Regions from separate parts of the Mus musculus genome. Here region 1 is linked to region 2. The links are chromatin loops, found by intact Hi-C in ENCODE. Cell type or tissue: heart. All regions are shown on one strand. Each heading gives the region's core, and the rest is flanking DNA. Links, peaks and the distances in the headings are about the cores only.

The links. Peaks named below come from ENCODE experiments on the same cell type or tissue, not always from the same donor. Only the 100,000 strongest peaks of a DNase experiment are listed, where the experiment ranks them.
Region 1: it touches region 2 in a loop (3-fold over the local background); 3 of 42 quality-filtered maps call a loop at or near these places.

Annotation. Positions count from the first base shown.
Region 1 is chr4:143,408,300-143,418,393 of GRCm38, reverse strand. Pramel12 (PRAME like 12) reads right to left here and starts at 5,968. Exons shown (of 5, transcript NM_172877.3): 1 at 5,303-5,968; 2 at 2,981-3,045; 3 at 1,442-1,754; 4 at 434-1,021. The coding sequence starts at 1,728. In heart, for the core only: no CTCF peak of the experiment used is centred there; a DNase peak (open chromatin) is centred at 5,643; H3K4me3 peaks cover 1,762 bases; H3K27ac peaks cover 1,768 bases.
Region 2 is chr4:143,156,579-143,166,672 of GRCm38, reverse strand. Prdm2 (PR domain containing 2, with ZNF domain) reads left to right here. Exons shown (of 10, transcript NM_001081355.3): 6 at 4,491-4,617. It also overlaps the pseudogene Gm13039. Among named protein-coding and RNA genes, the nearest start is that of Mir7021, 25 kb to the right of the region's middle. In heart, for the core only: no CTCF peak of the experiment used is centred there; a DNase peak (open chromatin) is centred at 4,472; H3K4me3 peaks cover 2,312 bases; H3K27ac peaks cover 1,529 bases.

The DNA.
Region 1 (10,094 bases), core at 1,043-9,042, 250 kb before region 2:
CCTCAAAAGAGTCTTTCACATGTGGGAATTCAGAAGACACAGAACTGCTAAGCCCAGAGGTCCCCTGGAGACCTGTGCAAGTGTGGTCCTCTTCAGTTCTGGGCCCACTATTCAAACCTATCACCTTATCTTAGACAGAATCCCAAGGAGGAATACACAACACATGCTTACTACATCTGACCTACCAAGTTGGTCTTCTAGTAAGGCTGCTCTCTCTACATCTCCTACCCAGCCTCTGCTTAATGAGTGGTCATGGAACAAACTGAGCTCTCAATTCAGTTAAAATGGAAATAAGACCCTACACTGGATGTTGTAATGACTCCATCACTGTGACTCCACAGTGGGTGACAGACCTCAGCTGCCCACTACTCTCTAAAATGTAACAAAGGAAGGTTTGTTATGGTAACAGAAACAGCTCTCCATCCTTCCTTACCTGAACAACTGTTTCATGTGCTCACTGGAAAAGTAGATGCCATTCATGGAGAGATGCTGGAGAGAGTTGAGTTTGGAGAACTGAGAGACAAACTTGGTGATACACTTCTGGATGTCCGAGGAGGTATTTAGAACCTTGAAGGTGTTCTTGTGAATCCGTGTTAAAAGGAGTTTTTGAAGGTTTCTCATCTGGTCCAGGTAAGATGCAAAATGCACCAGAGTGGACAGGCTCCAACCTGTATTTAGTTCCAATTCTTGGATGCTGTCTGGCTGGAACACCATCAAGACCTTCCTGACAGTGTACACAGGCAAAGCCCAAATCTGCATCTTCACACAGCATAGCCGTATGGAACTTCTTCTCTGCTGGGCCCACTGTAACAAGTATGCTTGGTGTTCATTCAAATGGAACCTGAGGCACAGGTCAGTGACCACCTTCAAACGTCGCCTCAGTGCATATTGATGAAGGCGCTTTGCTATCTGCTTTTCACACACAGTCTCTGCTGAGTGGTCTCCATCCTCTGGTCCAACCCAAACATCCCAGAAGTCATGGTACACATTCCTCAGGTCCAGCACTTGGAGCTTCCTCCTTCTGTGAGTGAAAAAAGGTAGAAGTGTCAGGAAATACAAAAGACCAAACAATGGCCAGCTTTTCTTCTGTATCTCTGACGCTGCCTGTTCCCTGCTGTCTTATGTATGTTTGTGGTATCCAGATAGCACCTCATGCCTCCAGAAGAGGACTCTTAAGTATTAACTTCATCTGGAGACCTGCCCTGCTTCCTCCATTCAGTTACTCTTGACTTCTGCCTCTTCCACTTCTAGTACCTCTCCAAGAGCCAAGGAAAGACTGATCCCACTGTGGCGTCAGCTGCTTTAAGCTATACTGGCTAGGGCTTCTGCAGTCTTCAAAATGACACCCCCAGAAGCTTCTGATCTACCTTTGACCCACTCTCCCCTACTCTAGATGTCCCTCCCCTGTACCCTAGTATCCCCCTACCTGGGTCTTGCTTACCTGGGAAGAACCTTCTGTGTCCAAAGCATGTCTACTCCATCCAGCACAGCCTGCAAGATCTCCAGGTGGGGAGTCTTCATCAGGGTCCCCAGAGGGAGGAAGGGAAAGGGCCACACTGCCACCATGGCCCTCAGGACATTAGTTTGTCTGTGATTGAAGGCTTCCTTGAAGAGCAGTGGGAAAAGCGCCCTGGGAAGGTACTGCAGAGAAGAAATGGCCAGGGCCTCGTCCCTCAGTAGTCTCTGTACTGACAGCTGCAGGAGTGTGGGTGGGTCCTGGACACTCATCCTTCAGATCTTCAGTGTCAAGGATCCTGGTGAAGCATACAGGAGGCTACGTCATAAGAAACCCTACACCTTAGTTACTGTTCTATTACTGTGATGAGATGCCAGGATGAAGACAACTTAAACCATTTAACTGGGGACCTGCTTACAGTTTCAGAGTGCTAATCCATAATCATCATGGTAGGTAGGCATGGCACTAGAGCTGTAGCTGAGAGCTTATATCTCACCCTCAAGCACGTAAGAAAACAAGGGCCTGGCAGGGACTTCTGAAACCGCGAAGCCTACCCCTACTGACATACTTTCTCCAACAAGGCCACATCTCCTAATTCTTCTTAACCAGTCCAGCAAACGATCACATCACGTAACACAAGCATCTCATGGGCCATACCTTCCCAACTGTCCTACTTACAACTAGCCACTGTTCCTCCAAATTCGATTTCTACTGGGAAGGAGTATCCAGCAACCTAAGAGCTCAACTCCATCCTTTTACAGCAATGGGGACACTGATCATCTCTCAAGATGCTCATGGGAAGGCCAATGGAATGTTTCATGGCAAACCTTCCCATATTCTGCTTGCTTTAGTTGTTTTGTTTTTTAATGTGCACTGGTGTTTTGCCTGTATGTATGTCTGTTTAAGATCCTAGAGCAATAGATACTTGTGAGCTGCCATGTAGGTGCTGGGCATTGAACCCGGGTCCTTTAGAAGAGCAGTCGGTGCTCTTAACCACTAAGCCATCACTCCAGCCCCTAATATTTTTTTTTTAGATTTATTTATTTTACTTTATGCCTGCATGCACCAGCCCCTAATATTTTTTTAGATTTATTTCTTTTACTTCCATGCACTTATGTGCACCACATGTGTGCCTGTTGAATCCCGTGAAACTGGTACTATGTTACAGATGGTACTGAGCCATCATGCAAGTACTGGGACTTGAGCCTGGGTCCTCTGCAAGGGCTATTAGGTGCTCTTAACTGCTGAGCCATTTCTCCAGCCCCCAATATTTTGCTTTTGATGAACTGAACCTCCCTGGGAAAGACTATGGGAGATCTGTGAGCTGTGGGTGATCATTACCTGTTACTTTCAAAGCTTTAGAGCTTGATGTGGGATTCTCAGCTATATCGTACTATTCTAGACACTGGGGCAGGAGGCCACTAAACGCATACCAGCCTTCAGTGTCTTGCATGTAAAAGAAGCTTTCACAAGCAGTTCTTAAGTCATGTACATATCTGTCTTTAGAGTGTCTAGGAGACTAACCTTGAGATGAAGACCTTGATGCACAGAGAATACACAGAAGAGGATTTCCCATGTTGTTTTAGAGTCTAGGGGAAGAAATAGATGGAAAAACAAAACAAAACAAAAACAAAAAAAAATAAACCTTCCAGCTATAAACTTTTTTGCTTACTTTTTTTAAAAAAATTTATTTTATGTATATTAATGCTCTATCTGCATGTATACCTGCGTGCCAGAAGAGGGCATCAGATCTCATTACGGATGGTTGTAAGCCACCATTATTTGGTTGCTGGGAATTGAACTCGGGACCTCTGGAAGAGTGGCCAGTGGTTTACCTGCTGAGCCATCTCTCCAGCCCTTTCATCTACTTTTTGAAAGTTAAAAAAAAAAGTCTTGCTTGTGCTACAAGCTATGAAGTCAGAGCTGCCCTTGGTGGAACTCATTATATGTAGCCCAGGCTTGCCTGCAAACTCACCTTCTCCCTGCCTATATTTAAGAATGGATTGTGTGTTTTGGCTACAATGCCTGGCTAGTGGGCTCTACTTTGAAAATACTTTATTGAGCCTCCCCAGCACTCTGGAAGAAAAGAGGTAGAAGAGATCCGGGTGAGTTTAGTCTTAGTCAGTACAGAGATTCTGATCAGTCCAAGTTGTGAGTCTCAAAACAAACAAACAAGGAACTAGAAATGTGAGTGAGCAGTTAAGAGTACTGGCTGCTCTTCCAGAGGCCCTGAGTTTGGTTCCCAGCACCCACATGGTGGGTGGGCCATCTGAAACTTCAATACCAGATCTGCCCTCTTCTGGCCACCCAGGACAGCAGACATAGACATGGTGCATACACATATACAGGCAAAACACCCATACACAAATAAAATTTTTAAAAAAAACAGATTCAAAATAATTTTGAGGTGAGGTTGTTTGGGTTTGATCCCAGGGCCTGGCCCAAACTAGACAAGCACTCTGCCAGTAGGCTGCATTCCTAACTCATTTGTTTCATTTTATGTAAACAAGGTCACCCCAGTCTAGCCCAGAACTGGAGATCACGCTTCATTGTGTTTCTAGGGCTGGAATGCCAGAAAGAAGTAAGCAGCCCACCTGGCTTCTTTTTATTTTAATTTGGATCAAGGTCAAGTTAAATTATCCAGGCTAAACCAACTACATTCCTATAGCTTCAGTCCTCAGACGAGATGGGACTTGTAGTCCTGTGCCATAAAACCTCTTCAATCCCAACGCCAAGGAAGCAGCAGAGGCAGGCAGGTCTCTGTGAGTTTGAGGCCAGCCTGGTCTTCAATGCTAGTTCCAGGACAGCAGGGGGTACAAAAGAAACCCTGTCTCTGAAAAATTTAAAAAAAAAAAACAAAAACAAAAAGTGAAAGAAAGAAAACAAATCTCAATTTAGATCTCAAATTTCAAAACATTAACTTTTGTAAAATTTAAGGAATTTCAAGCTAATCAATCAAATGTAGAGTTAGAAGGTCAGGGGTTCAACTGAGACCAGCCCAAGCTTAACGAGACTCTGTCTTTAAGAAATTTTAAAGTCAGTGGGCAACACTAGCTAGACATGGTAGTGCATGCCTTAAAACCAAAGCCTTAAAACCAAATACTCAAGAAGCAGATGCAAATGGATCTCTGTGCATTCCAGGTCACCCAGGGCTACAGAGAAACTCTGCCTAAAAAAAAAAAAAAAAAAAAAAAGTAAGAATGTAAATGAATAAAATCCAAACTCTAAGAAGATGGAATTAAAAGGATCAGATAAGACTATGTCTTCAAAATAAAATGAAATGAAAATTTTAAAATGTGAAGTCAGATATGATGAGACTACATGTGAATTCTACCATATTCTGCATGTGACTCTGTCTCTAAAAAGAAAAATTAAAATAAGCCTTAAATATTGAATCATTAATTCAACATTCAGAGGGGTGAGGCAGTCTGAAGCCAACCTGAGCTAGACTAAGGCCCCATCTAAAAAAACAAAAACAAAAACAAAAAACAAAGAAAAAATTTAACTTGACACAAACCAAGGTATAATTCTAGATATTCCATTAACTTTCAGCTTGTAGTTCCAGCTTGGGGAGGCAGATGCAGAACTGCCAGGTAATTTAAAAGCACTCTTGGCTGATCTGCGTTCTAGGTGGGCCTGGGCAGCAAAGTAAGGTCATGCCTCAAATAAAATAAAATAATAAATGAAACCAGCAAATTAAGGTCGAAGATGATGGCAACCATCACTATTAGTAAACTCAATGCCTGCGATCTGTTCCTGGGAAGAGAAGAAATCAGAGTTCCTTTGGCATCTTGGGTCAAGTGGCCCTCAATCAAAACTGTGCCCTTCTGGAGGTGACTGACTTACCAGAAACAAGAACTGATGGCAGAACTCAGAATCCCAGCAGGCCCAGGCAGTCAGTCCAAGCTCGGACTCCAAGTGCTGGTGAGTGTCTTCCCGAGCTTCTCTAAAGCTTTTATAGCCATCTTCACTTCAAACTTCCGGCCTGAGGCGTTTTCATCCGTCTCGCACTTCCGGCCTGCAGCGTTTTCATCCGTATCTGTCTCGCACTTCCGGCCTGAAGTGTTTTAGCCGTATCCGGTCCCACACTTCCGGGTTCCGTTTTATACTTCCGGCCTGAAGCGGTTTTTATTTTTTTGTTTTTCGGCGGTTTGTTTTTTGTTTTTTGTTTTCTTTTTGGTCGCCCCTCCCCCGGCTCGGTCCGCGTATTCTGTCTCACATTTCCGGTTTGTAGTCCCGCCTGTCAACCACAAGCCGTCCTCTGATTGGATGACTGAGTTTCCGCCACGTCTGGGCGTTTTCTGTTTCTGTATTGATTGACAACATAGTCTCCGTGGAAAAGGAAAAAAAAAAAAGAAAGAAAGAAAAAAACAGCCGGGAAAACCGCGCACATCCGCGGAGAGGCAGATGCAGGCGGATCTCTGGGGAGGTAAAGCCAAATTCACGGAGATGAGGGAAAAAAATCCTGAAAGCCGCGGAAGCGGTTCACGCCCTTAATCCCAGAACTCCTGTGAGCGATTCAGGCGGATCCCTGTGACGTCCGGAGCAGCCTGCTCTACGTAGAGCTCCAATACAGCCAGGACTACATAGTGAAACTCTGACTCAAAAAATAATAATTTAAAAAAAAAAACTGAGATTCCGTGAAAGTCAAAAGCCGATGCGTTAATTCACTTCATTCAATTTGTTTTCTGTATTTGCTTTACTTATTTATTTTCTTGTTAATTCACTTGGTTCTGCATTTCTTTCATGAATGAAAAAATAATAAACTAAGGACATGGCTGCTTCTAAGTATGGTGGAGGAGGAGGTTTATTGTAGGGGAAAAGGGAAGCATAGGCAGACAGCTGGGGGAGTTCAGAGTGGACATAACCCCTGAGCCATAAGACCCGGGTGCTGTGGCCAAAAGGTAAAAAGGGGGCAGGTAACTAAAATGGCTGGGTTATATAGAGAAGGGCAACACAAGCTGGAGAATTTGGGGTAGAAGGTGGAGTGTGCCAGCCATACCCTGTAACAAGGGGTACTGGGAGAACGTGGCAGCCTGGTCCACATTGATATGTTAAATAGGCACCTCAGCCATTTATTTGAGACTTAGAGTTTCAGAGGTGGAATCTTGCTCAGTACCTAAGGTTGATTTGGAACTCCAACTCTTAGCCAGTCTCCAGTCTCCACCTTCCTCTGGGGTTGAGCCAAGAGGAAGTTGTGAGCCAACATACCTGGCGGAATTGTATTCATTTGTGGCCCACTTAGTTCTAAGTATGAGTCACTGGGGATAGGAGTTTTAATCTGTGCCTGACGAATAGACATTTCTTAAAGCTGATATTATTATTGGCAAAGTTACGAATATGTTCTGGATCAGGGCCTGAGCTGGATGCTCTCTACCAGTCATCTGCTGTGGCATCTTCTCAGAAGGCAGGAAGATGTTCCCATTAATACTGCAGTAAGTGGCCTGGGAAGAAAGCTCAGTTTATAGAACAGTTGCTGCCCAGTATTCTCAAAGGTGCACTGTCCAGCAAGCACTGCATGCACCAGACAGACACTGTGGGGCATACTTGTAATCTCAGAACTAAAAAGTTAAGAGTTAGGAGGATCAGTTCAAAGTCATTTTTCCCCAAGCTTCATTGCCGGCCCAGGCTATATAGACCCTTACTCTCAAACGATGAAGAAACTTGCCTTTGAGAACAAAGGTTTTCCACATTAGGTTTTCCAGAAGGTAGAAGATGCTTCAGAAAGTGTCAGCCAGCACACTGGCTAGAGAACATGCAATAGAGAGTGGGGGCTGTGGGGTGGGTGAAATGGCTCATAGGTAAGGAGACCTGCCACAGCACTAGACTATTGGGTTCAGTCACACACTTAAGTGCTGGAAGAAGAAAACTGACTCTTGGGCTTGCCCTCTGACCTCCACATACACCCACAGACATACAGAAAATACACATACTTTTTTTTAAAAAATGAAAAGGAAGGTAAAGCCAGAGTGATAGCTCAAGCTTATATCTCAGCACTCAGGAGGCTGAAGAAAGCTTGCTACAAGTTTTGGGTCTAGCCTGGACAACATACTAAAACTCAGTTTCTAGTAAACAGCTAACACTGGAAGCAGGACCTCAGTGCCACAGGGTATCTTGCCATCAGACCTGAGGGCTTAGGTGATAATAACCTAGAAGCTCTGGAGTTAGGAGCTGTGGCAGCCTGGGATATCAGAGAGCAAGCACACAGTAGAGAAAGGCAGTACCTCTCTGGCAGTGTGGTTGGTAGCACCTGAAAGTTTTGGTTTTGTTTGTTTGTTTGTTTTGCTTTGTTTTAATATAGAGTCTCTTTACATAATCCTGCCTGTTCTGGAGCTCACTGTGTACTGACTTTGAAAACTCACAGAGGAGCTGGAGAGATGGCTCAGTGGTTAAGAGCACTGACTGCTCTTCTGAAGGTCCTGAGTTCAAATTCCAGCGATCACATGGTGGCTCACAACCATCTATAATGGGATCTGATGCCCTCTTCTGATGTGTCTGAAGACAGCTACAGTGTACTTGCATATATAAATAAATCTTAAAGAAAAAAAGAAAAGAATACTCACAGAGATCTGCCTGCCTGCCTATCCCCACTAGGTGCTGGAACTTATGTCATGTACCACCACACCCAGATTTCTTTTTAGATGAGACACAGGTCACACCCTGTAACCTTCATGGGCCTAGAATTTTCTATATAGACCAGGCCTTTCTCATACTCAAGCTGCTTGTCTTGCTTCTGTTGTCCTTGCCGTTTAAGAGTTGAGGCAGGGGACTGGAGAGATGGCTCAGTGGTTAAGAGCAATGACTGCTCTTCTGAAAGTCCTGAGTTCAAATTCCAGCAACCACATGGTGGCTCACAACCGTCTGTAATGGGATCCGATGCCCTCTTCTGGTGTGTCTGAAGACAGCTACACTGTACTTACATAGAATAAAAATAAATCTTTGGGCTGGAGCAAGCAGGAGTTGAGGCAGGAACATTGCAAATTGAGGCAAAGACCAAGTCCACAGCAGCCTAGGCAACTGAGAAAAATCTTGCAACACCAAAAAGGTACAAAAGGGCTGGGGACAGAGCTGCAGCCAAGGGGCTAGTGTAGTACACACTTAGCTTTAATTCAGTCCATAGGACAGAAGAAAAAAAAATCATTATCAAGTGCATGAGACAACAGTCCAAAGGGGCTAAGGTCATTATTATTCCAAACTGTAAATGACACTCAGAACCTCTGAGATGTCCTCACAGGCTGTGGACGAAGCCCAGGGCCCCACACACAGACAGCAAGCACTCTAGTGCTGACCTAGCTCCCACCCTCTGCTCCATTTCACGCTCTTAAGGTTTCTTAGTTGGCCTGGAACTTAATATCCTACTATCTAGGTTGGAGAGATACCTCAGCAGCCATCTGAGCTGGATCCCTAGAATATAGACAGGTAAAGGTGGAAGGGAGGAAAGAATCAACCACACACACACTATTGTCTTCAGAAGACACAGGTCTTCTGACCTCTACCTGTGTATCACAGTTTGTAAGCACCCCCACCACACATAATACGTATATAGCACTAGTACCACCACCAATAATAATGATGATGATAAAAATAATCTAAGACACAACCTAGCCAGGCACAGTGGCTCAGTTCTTTAAACTCTGCACTCAGGAGATAGAGGCAGGATGATCTCTGTGAATTCAAGGACATAAACAAAATCCAGGACAGCCAGAACTACATTGAAAGATAATGATAAAATACATATATATATATACATACATACTCGAGTAAAATTAGTTTTTAAAAATCCATTAAGCAGGTCATGATGCTATCACCTTTAGTCCCAGTACTCCAAAGGCAGGAGCAGGCCAATTAGTATGTGTTTGAGACCAGCCTACAGTTTCAGGCTAAACAGAGTCATATGTTGAGACCCTCTCTCAAAGCGGGGGGAAAAAGCTCCCTAAATAAACTGGGCTTTGAGGCTCACTCTTGTAGTCCCAGCATTTTGGGAGCCTGAAGCATAAGAATTGCCATGAATTCATGGGCTAGCTTGGGCTACATAATGAATTTCAAACCAACCTAGGCTACATACAGCAAGGCCCCGACTCAAAGCAGAAGTTGTCCTCTGACAAGTATGCTATGGCACAGGTGTGCCCACATACATACACACACTAACACACATGAAATAAATGTAAGAGAGAGAGTACGGAAGGGAAGTAAATCTCTGAATTTGTGGAATAATCCCAAAAATGGTCCACTGCCCTTCATCGTAGTCTCAGTCCAATATCTTTCCTTCATTAAAAGCTGGTCAGTTTGACACACCCAAACCTCCAAATATTATTATTGTCTGGCTTCTCAAGAAAGCCTGACTCCCTACCCGCCCAGTCTCTTGATCAACATTCCAGCCTTCCTGGACCCTGACAACTGCACCCCAGTTCAGCAGGAAATAGTTACAGAAGAGACTATCGACCCCTACCCCATTATCACCAACAAGTATCTGGGTGGAAACTCAAACATTCAATCTGATGACCGCTTGTGTTTAGAAGCTGAGGCAGCTAAGGGGTGGATAGCATTGAAGAGACTTGGAAGTCTGGGAGCCTATTCCTGCCTGATTGGGAACCAGTCTTTATTGTCCAGATCTGGACCTCCATTGGGACACCCCATC
Region 2 (10,094 bases), core at 1,460-9,459:
GGCCTCCTGCTTCTTGACGACGGCCAGGGCCGGGCCCACCTTCTTCCCTTTGGGCATCTTGCTCGGCTGCTGGAGAGAGAAATTCCCCTTTACTTTTAAACTTTGCTTGTATTTTATATTTTCTAGGGTCCTAATCATTTCAGATAATGTTTAATAATACTATCTATTATATATGGCATAAAAAAAAGAACTGAACTAAAATTTATATGATCTAAAAACAATTTAATTTTGGAAGGCAAACAAATCAGATTAGCTCATCAGAGTGCCAAAAGGTGTTTGTGATGGTTGTTTTAGCTCATGAATGGATTGTCAAAGTAGGGATTTTGGTTAAGTTTAGCTGACTCAAGAAAACATATGAGACATTGGTTCAAAAACAGTAAAGTGGTAGATTTTAGCTATTTTTGGAGGAACAAAGTAAACAGTGTCTGGTTCTTTAATTTTTTCATTTCTTTTTATAGATTTATTTATTTTATATATGTGAATACACTGTTGCAGTCTTCAGACACAGCAGAAGAGGGCATCAGGTCCCATTACAGATGGTTGCGAGTCACTATGTGGTTGCTGGGAATTGAACTCAGCTTGAATACTTTGAAATAATGAGAGTTCTGTAGACAGTGAAACAAAGTGTTAGAGTTTTTCTGCTGTGAACAGACACCATGACCAAGGCAACACATACAAGGACATTTAACTGGGGCTGGTTTACAGGTTCAGATGTTCAGTCCATTATCATCAAGGCAGGAACATGGCAGCATCCAGGCAGGCATGGTGCAGGCAGAGCTGAGAGTTCTATATCTTCATCTGAAGGTTGCTAGCAGAAATCTGGCTTGCAGGCAGCTAGGATGAGAGAGTCTTATAGCCCACACCCATAGTGACACACCTAATTCACAAGGCCACACCTTCTAATAGTGCCACTCCCTAGGCTGAGCATATACAAACCATCACATTCCACTCCCTGGCCCCCATAGGCTTGTTCATACACTTGAGTCTAAGAGGGCCAAAGCTAAACAGCACAATGCAAAATACATTTAGTCCAACTTCAAAAGTCTCCATAGTCTATAGCAGTCTCAACAATGTTAAAAGTTCAAAGTTCAAAGTCTCTTCTGAGATTTGTTCAATCACTTAACTGTAATCCCCAAAGCAAGACAGGAAACCAACTGGGCAAACTTCAAACTTTGAATCTTTAAGGCTGATGTCAAAGCAGCCTTCAGATTTCCAACTCCTTTTTTACTTTTGTTGACTGCAGCAAACTTCTTTCTCCTGGGCTGGTTCCACTCCCTGTTAGCAGCTTTCTTCAGCAGATAGCCCACAGCTCTGGCATCTCAAAAATCTTTGGGTCTCCAAGGCAACTTAAGTGTTACATCTTGTTTCAGTGTCTGGGATCCACATATGATCTTCTGTGCCTTCTCCAAAGGGCTAGCATCACTTCTCCAGCTCTGCCCTTTGTAGCACTCTAAGCTCAGGTTGATCCACTCCACTGCTGTTGCTGTTCTTGGTGATCATCTCATGGTGCTGAGACCTCCAATACGCTGGGGTCTTCTGCTGCAGCTAGGCTTCACCAATAGCCTCTCATAGGCTTTCTTCATGATTCCAAGTCTCAACTCCTTGCATGACCCCCTTTAGTCCTGGGCCATTAACTGCTACTGAAGCTGTACCTTCACCATGGCCTTCCCTGGCCTCTCACAGTGCCTAGCCTCAGCTGCTCTTCATGACCCCTTCATGCCTTCAAAACCAGTACCATTTGGGTGACTCTTACACAATACCAAGTTCAGCTGTACTATGAAAAACAACCTTGACTATCTCTAGAACACAGCTTCTTTGAGCTCTCAGAAATAGTTCCCAGAAGATTTCCCAGAAGACCAGAGATGCTGTGTTCTCTCTCTCTCTCTCTCTCTCTCTCTCTCTCTCTCTCTCTCTCTCTCTCTCTCTCTCTCTCTCTCTCTCTCTTGTTTTTGTTTTGAGACAGGGTTTCTCTGTGTAGTCCTGGCTGTCCTGGAACTCTCTCTGTAGACCAGGCTGGCCTCGATTCAGAAATCCACCTGCCTCTGCTTCCCAAGTGCTGGGATTAAAGGCATGTGCCACCATTGACTGGTACTGGTCTCTTCTTAATCACCACTAATTTTTTAGCTGCAGCTAACCAGCTTCAATTGTCCCAGTATTCCTTTCTATTCTGGACTCTCAAGCCAGAGCCATGTGTCCAAAGCTGCCAAATTCTGCTGCTTGCAGGGGTTGGAACATGGCCCCCTTGTTCTATTACATTATCACCAGCTTTCTGTTTTCCAACTCCTTTACTACCTAAGCTTGGCTGCCCTGGAACTTTCTCTGTACATGACTTTGAACTTGGAGATCTTCATGTCTGTCTCCTAAACACTGGGATTAAAGTTGTAGTCCACCAAACCTGGATTTAAGTTTGTGTTTTGTTTTTTTATTCTCGCATAGAGCTTGCTCTGTTCAGTCTATTCTTGAACTCAGAGATCTATTTGTCTTTGCCTCCTGGTGTTGAAGGTTTGTACTACCATGCCTGAACCTAAAATTAGCTGGGTGGGCTCTTGCCCCAAGGAAGGCTGCTAGCAGAATACTGGCTTCCAGGCAGCTAGGATGAGAGAGGGTCTTAAAGCTCACACCCACAATGACACACCTACTCCAATGGGGCCACACTTTCTAATAATGCCACTCCATGGACCAAGCATATACAAACCATCACACTGTCTAAACTGAACATTTCTGTTTGAATTTCTGCTTTAAAACAAAAATAAGGACTGAGTGTTGTGTACACACTTTTAATGCCAGAGCTTGGGAGGTAGAGCACAGGTGGATCTCTTAAATTCAAAGCTAGCCTGGTCTACTAGAGTTCCCAGGCTAGTCCAGGTTACATAGTTGAGTGAGACCCTGTCTCAAAAAGCCAAAACAAACAGCAAACAAAACCTCTAGGACCAAACTCTTCCATAGCCCCAGTATGCTGCACACGAGGAAGCCAGCACCATGGCAGTATTCTATCAGCTGATCTGCCTACTCAGTCACATCCTTGGAGACAGAGCTCTGGCTCTCATTTGTCTCCTAGGCTTGGGCAGTTACTTTGGTCTTTGATAACTTTTCAGTTCTGAGGAGACTCAGTTTGGCCTTCCTTTTGATTAGATTCCACTTATGCCTTTGGGCATCCAAGACGGGCTCTGTCCTCTGCGTGGTCTCAGGAGGCAGGGGCTGTCCATCTGACTCATTATAAAGACTCTTCCTCCATCTGTGGCTGATAGCTGTTTATGGGCAGAGGCTTTGACAGGAAGCAAATGTTCTGATACTTCTCACACTCACCCAAGGACAGTAGGTCCACTGGGGAGCCTTGTCTGGATCAATCTGTGTTGATGATTGCAATATGGGTTATTTTAATTGCCTCATTCCCACTCATTCTACACTAAGCAAAAACATTCCCTTTTGTGTGTCTCTTCCTGTGATCATCGGTGTCAGCATGTGGGTTTAGATGGGCTTTACTTGAACTTTCTGAACAGATGGGTTCCTGACAATGAAAGACAACTATTAGCTACCTTCCCAGTTCTGTTTAGGCCTCACTTTTCTACTCAAAATATTTCTTCAGGATGTTGCAGGTGTAGTTATATGATGGTGTGACTGTGAAGAATTTAATGTTTTAGGAGCATAATTCATGGAAGGTATTCTTAGGATTTCTGTAACTAGAAGTTGCGATATACACTCTTGATGTGTTTTCAGAGGCCTGCGCTACTTTGATGACTCTGCATTGAGAATGCTATCTTAGGCTCTGAGCTCAGAGCTTTAAAATACTTAACATAGTGGTTGTGTGCATGGATAAAGGTGCACAACGTTCCTGCTTAACTTGTGCTTGGAATCTAAAACGTATGCTGCTAGCTCTCATGCCATTTGCTTAGTAGCACTTTACATTTCTCATTCAATGAAATTTCATGGGCAAAATGGTCTCATGTTTTCTCTTTTGCTTTGTTGGCATGAGGCTTGGGACTAGCTGTAAGAATCTATTGATGGCCGGGCGGTGGTGGCACACGCCTTTAATCCCAGCACTTGGGAGGCAGAGGGAGTCTGGTCTACAGAGTGAGTTCCAGGACAGGCAGAGCAACACAAGAGAAACCCTACCTCGAAAAAAATAAAAAAGAATCTGTTGATGGAGGCTGAGCACTAGGCCCAGATCAGCCGGTGCGTGCATTCCTGCGAGCCTCTGTGACAAGCTGCCAGGTTGTCCTGCTTGTCCGGAGCGCCCTGCCTTGGCCTTGCCAGCCAAGGAATTTTCTGCTAGCCCTGGCCGCGGCTCCGCCTTCTGCCCCGCCTACGTCGTAGGGTCCGCCTCCTCCCCGCGCGCGCCCTGGCCCCGCCTCCCTCCGCGCGTGCCCGCGGCGGCGGCGCCCTCCCGACAGCTGTTTGCGGTCGGCGCGCCGCTCTTGCCCGCTGTCGTGCCGCCCCCGCCAACAACCGCGTTTCTGATTGGTCTGCCCCTTGTCTCTTCTCTTTGGTAGCCAATCGCGCCTGGCGAGGAGCTCCTGGTCTGGTACAATGGGGAAGACAACCCCGAGATAGCAGCTGCGATTGAGGAAGAGCGAGCCAGCGCCCGGAGCAAGCGGAGCTCCCCGAAGAGCCGGAGAGGTAGGAATCGCCGCCGCCGCCGCCGGGCCCGGGCCGCACCCGCGCCGGCCTAAGTAAGGGTCGAGGTCCGGGCGTTGCCCGTAGCGTCGCGGTGACCTTTTCCGGGCTCTGCCCGCCGTCTCCACCCGGCCCGCTGCTGAATCACGGCAATCCCAGCGCGTTCGGGCTGTTTGCGAACTTGTGCCTGAGCGCCCGCGCGGCGGGAAGTGCGCGTGCGGCCGCCGAGTGCGGGCCCGGCCCTGCTCCCGGAATAGGGCTGGCCGCGCCGCGAGGGAGGGCCGCCTGCGCCTTCCGGCCCGGCTGACAGCGCAGGACGCGGCAGAGGAGGGAGACGGGAAGGGAGAACCGGACCTGGGAGAGACAAAGATGGGGTGCACCGGGAACCGAGGGAGGTAGGCTGCCGCACAGAATGTGTTGGGCTTTGTGGAAGTTTAGGAGGCTTGCCGTCCCCTCAGATCTGTGTTAAAGATGTTTTGAACAGAAGCTAGAGTGTAGTCAGTCACTTATAAAAGGGAGGGGATAATTTGTGGGTAGGAAAATAGTTTGGCTATATCATATTTCCAGCTGGCATGCCGATACGTCGCTGGAATATTTTTACGAAAAACTTTTAATGTGAATTTGGGGATCTTTTATTTGAGTCTACTTTGAATACAGGCCAAGGCACGATGTGGTGGTCGCTTTTGATAAGAACTTTGGGTTTTTTTTGTTTTGTTTTTTGTTTTTTGCTCTCCCCTTGGATCTTGGTAAATCTGAACAAGCCTTTTCTTTTCCCAGACATTGTATTTTGTGGGAGTGAGGCTATAAATAAAAGCATAAACATGGTTTTGGAAAACTCTCAAGCCATATTTGATGAGCTCATTGTGACTTTTCAATTACATATCCTTTGCATTTCACAGCAAAGTGAAATAGGCTCACCCAAGGGAAGGCTGGTGGGTCGCTTGCTGAATACATTTTTTCTGTTTATTGACGGTGATTTAGTTGTTGTTTTAGGTCAGTAAATACTTTGATTCTGGGTCAGAAGATAAGAAAGAGTCCAGAAAATTCCAGCCCTCTCTCAAGTGTTTTAACTCTACATTGAGGTTTTGTTGGGCCAAGGCTCAGCATTTTGATTCCACGCCATTATTTGCCTTGTTTCTGTACTTAATGTATATTTGTAAGCAAGAGTCATGCTACCAGCCTTCCTAGAGAAGGTATGACTTGTGGAGGCTGAAAACTAGGGGATATGGGGACTTTCTTAACTGTGCAGCTATACTTAATTCTGACATTTTATCAGATCTGTAATTTGATGGTAGTCATACTTGGCTTTGTGTAAACTTTGGTGTGTGTATTCAGAACTGTTTCATTATTTTTATTGTTATTATTATTATTAGTCCTTACTGTGGAAATTCAATTCAGTGTGGAGGAAAAACCTGAAAATAATCTTTTTGTTTTATTAGTGATACACAAATGTACACATTTTGTGGCAAGATTGCTGGTTTTATATTGTTTGGTGCCCTTTTTTTCTTTTCTTTTGTCTGTCTGTCTGTTGGTTTTGTTTTTGTTTTTTTGAGTCAGGGTTTCTCTGTGTGGTCCTGCCTGTCCTGGGACTCATTCTGTAAACCAGGCTTGAACTCACAGAGCTCTGCCTGCCTCTGCCTCCAGAGTGCCGTGATTAAAGGCCATGGACCACCACCACTTGGCAGTAATTATATTTCTTTCTGCCCCATTATTTTGATAAAGAGTCTGAGTAGCAGACAGCTCACTGAGTCTTTGTTGAGCTTTAATGAAAAGACTCGTGTGGAGTTCATTCTTAGAACATATAGCCTCTCTTCTCTAGGCAGCTTATCTCAGAAAAGGCCTGTTTGCTGTCTGTGACCTTGAGTTTGGAGAACTTAATGAATCAAGCCTTTTAAATTATGCTGTGAAATCTAACTTAACAGCTTGTAAGATCTGAAGGCAGAACTTTTTATATTGTATAACTTTAGACATTTTAAATAATAGTATCAGAGAGAATAAAAGTAAATTGATTCATAGACAGTGTGGACTATTTCTGAAAGCCAGATGTTGGGAATCTACAGCTGTCTAGTAGATTGATATTTGGCATAACCTTGTACTTTGGAAACAAAGGACTGAGTTCTTCACGGTTCTGGACCTTAGCTCCTTTGCATGGCAGCTGTGTGTTGCCAAGAGGGACCTTTCAGAACTCATCATCAGATTGTTGGTGGATCATAAGGACTTTTGGGTGTATTAGGTAGTTAGAAGCCCTGGTTCCTGTGTCTGCTACCTGCCTCCTACCTACCTACCTACCTACCTACCTTTCTACTTTCCTTCCCTGCTCCCTCCCTTTCCCTCTCTCTTTTTGTTTGTTTCTTTCTCTCATTAATGTTTGTTAAGTCCTGCCATGTGCTGGACTTTCTGGCCATTTGTGTAGTTCCTTGGGTAACCTAGACTTGGGGGAAATGGGCACACCAGGAAGGCAGTGATCAGTGTTTGAGGGGTTGGCTGGCCCTCAGCCAACACTCAGACAATGTATAAAGGAAGAACAGTACATAGTGCTTTGAGATGGCAGTTCATATTGTACCTGACCAAGGAGCATGCAGTGTTTCCCGTGGTTGCAGGTGTACATGCACTAGGCATTTTTCACTGGAACTCTGCTTTCTATTTCTGCTGAATCGTATGCATGTCTGAGCAGCCTCTGTAAGCTTGAATGTCAGAAGTGGCTTGGTTTGGACAGGTTAAAGCTTTCAGGTAGAAAAGTGGAAGGTTTAGTGTTGAAGGTCTCCAGCTATTTAAGTATGAGTTGTATAGATTATAATGGAACAGAAAAGGCCACATTGAGAATTTTTATTTCCTTCTTGATTTCTGTCTCCTACTCATGACTGAGAAATGCAATTGAGTTTGCTAACCATAAGTAATAACTGTTAATGAATCTTTCTTTGCTTGTTTAGTGGCACTGGAGATGAGACTCGGGTCTTGTGGTGCTAATAAGCAAGCGCTGCGGCACTGCACTAAACCCAGTTGTGGGGAGTGCGGCTTTGGAACTTCACTGCAGTCGCAGTGTGTGTACAGAGATACCTACCTGAAGGAGGAGCATCAGTGGCATTGCACAGATGGGTTTGCTGGAAGGAATGGGAGACGTGAGGTACCTAGGGCTCACTCTCCCTGGTGTGGGACTGTGGCCCAGTCTGACACTGTTCTGAGGTGCACTTTTCCAGCTTTAACAGTGGGTGATTGTGAAGCCACATGAGCTCTAGCTGTAGCTTCATCTTTAACCTCTTGGTCACTGAGGAACACGTGGGATGACAAAAGGGGGAGGGTGTTTTCTGAAAATTGAAGACACTTGGAAACTAGATTCTTTTTTGGTTTTTGAGACAGGGTTTCTCTACATAGCCCTGGCTGTCCTGGAGCTCACTTTGTAGACCAGGCTGGCCTCGAACTCAGAAATCCGCCTGCCTCTGCCTCCCGAGTGCTGGGATTAAAGGCGTGCGCCAACCATGCCGGGCTGGAAACTAGATTCTAATGTGGCTTGTGGGTTTCTTGTTGAGGACTTACTGAGCTGGTGGCTCCTCCAGCCAGTGAATGTTTATGACCACCTAGAGCTCTACCTAAGTGCTGGATTCTTCCCTGTTTTCTTCACTAGGTTCAGCCTCACTCCCATTCACCCTTATTAGTAGCTATCTAACCCACTGACCTCCCATTTCAGGCAGGTTAGGAGAGAAGAGTTATTTATAGGAGCAAGAAGTCCCTTGGCTCTGAGAGCTGGGTGGTTGAAGACTTAAGTTTATAGCCTTTAATGGGCTGCACAGGATTATGTTCATTAAGGTTCTGTCCTGTCTGAGAATATCAGCTAGTTACCTGGTGACTTTCAACTAACATACAACATTTAAATTACAGTCAACCTTAAGAAGGAATTGCTTCGTCTGTCTCTGCATGGAATTGTTCAAAGGAATACTCTTGGTGTAATGAAGAGCACTGACGTGTTTTGAAATTGAGCATACTTGACATTCTTCCCCAGAGGTGCTGAGCAGCTCAGGCCAGGTTAGAACAGCTGAAAAGTTTCACATGCAGAGAACGCAGTCCAGGTAGGGGCGGGGGCAGATGAGATAAGGTTTCTGCTCTCACAGGGTCCGATGGCCAAGGGCTCATAACATCTGTGTGGGGTGTGGCACAATTCCTGTCAGGGCCTTCCTTCACCTGTGTCATAAGTGACATGAAGTTCCAGGGGGCTGAGGGCTCCAGGCAGAGAAGAGGCATATGATCTAGACAAGCTTATACTCCATGCATGTGAGAATTTCTTGAACTGAGAAACTCAGCTCTATACATGGCTATATTGGCCTCTTTTCTGCAAGGTACCATGTTTGCATTGGTTGGGGAGATTCAGGAGCTGGCTAAATTAGGCATTAAATGCCAGCCCTGTGAAGTTCCTCGTCTACATAATTGCAATCAAGTGCAAGCCATACTAAGTGTCTCTCCTTGTTCATGTGGGTCAGCAGGGGCCCCTTGAGGCTTCCTGGTTGTCATGAGAAGGATCTTGAGAAAGAGCAATGAATGAATTTTCCCTGTGAGGGATATATGGCATCAAAGAAGACTGTTAGGCTTGTTGGAAATGTGTAGAAGGAAAGGTGTGCAGGTGGTGGGTGCCCAGCCTCCTGAAGAGAGTTGCAGACTGCTGAGCCCCCCCACCAGTGTTCTCACTCATCTTGCATCTCTGGAGTGTTTTGTCCTAGCTCCAGATGAAGAATGGGCACTTCTCAGGCGAGCGTCAAGAGCATGTTTGAGATTGGTGATCTGCTGAAGGATATCAACTTAGTATGGGTTGGGAGATGGTTTGGGCTGGGGAGGTGGCCATGCTTTTGTAAATGCAGTGGGCAGCAGTACAGGATTTGAAGTTAGCTATTCAAAAGTACACTTTATAAAAGCAGAGAACAGGCTGGCTTACATGAAACGATCACTTGGTCTCTTCTAGCAGCTGGCAGCTCTGTTGCATATTCCTGACTGGAGCTGAGTGATCGAGGCCTGATGGTGGTAGGCAGTTCTTAGGTAGACTTAACTGGGCCCTCACCTCTTGACAGGTGTGGAGCCAGACGCAATGTGTTCCTGTGCTTGTGGCCTCAGACTTGTTAAGTCAGGCTGTGTGGCAGGCAAAGTGTATAGTGAGTCTTAACAGCGGTGTCTCCTGAAGCCCTAGCTGCCATCCATCTGAGAGATGCCTTCATCGAGCAGTGCATGTCCTGCCCACCTTTCCTGCTGTGGGCTGTGTCTATGCTCAGGATGGTTTCAGTTAAGCTTTTCACCAGGAGGGAGAAAACTTGTGTTACTTTTTCTGTTTACTTGAGCCATCACTGAGGGGCTCCAGATTTGGGCTAAATGTTGGAAACTGTTTCTGTGCCTTTGATTCTTAATTATGTGTAGCCTTGTTCACAGAAAAATTGTGTGGATTAGCCAGAATTTTATAAAATGTTCTTCACAAACATTTCTTTATGTTTGTGTGCTTGTGT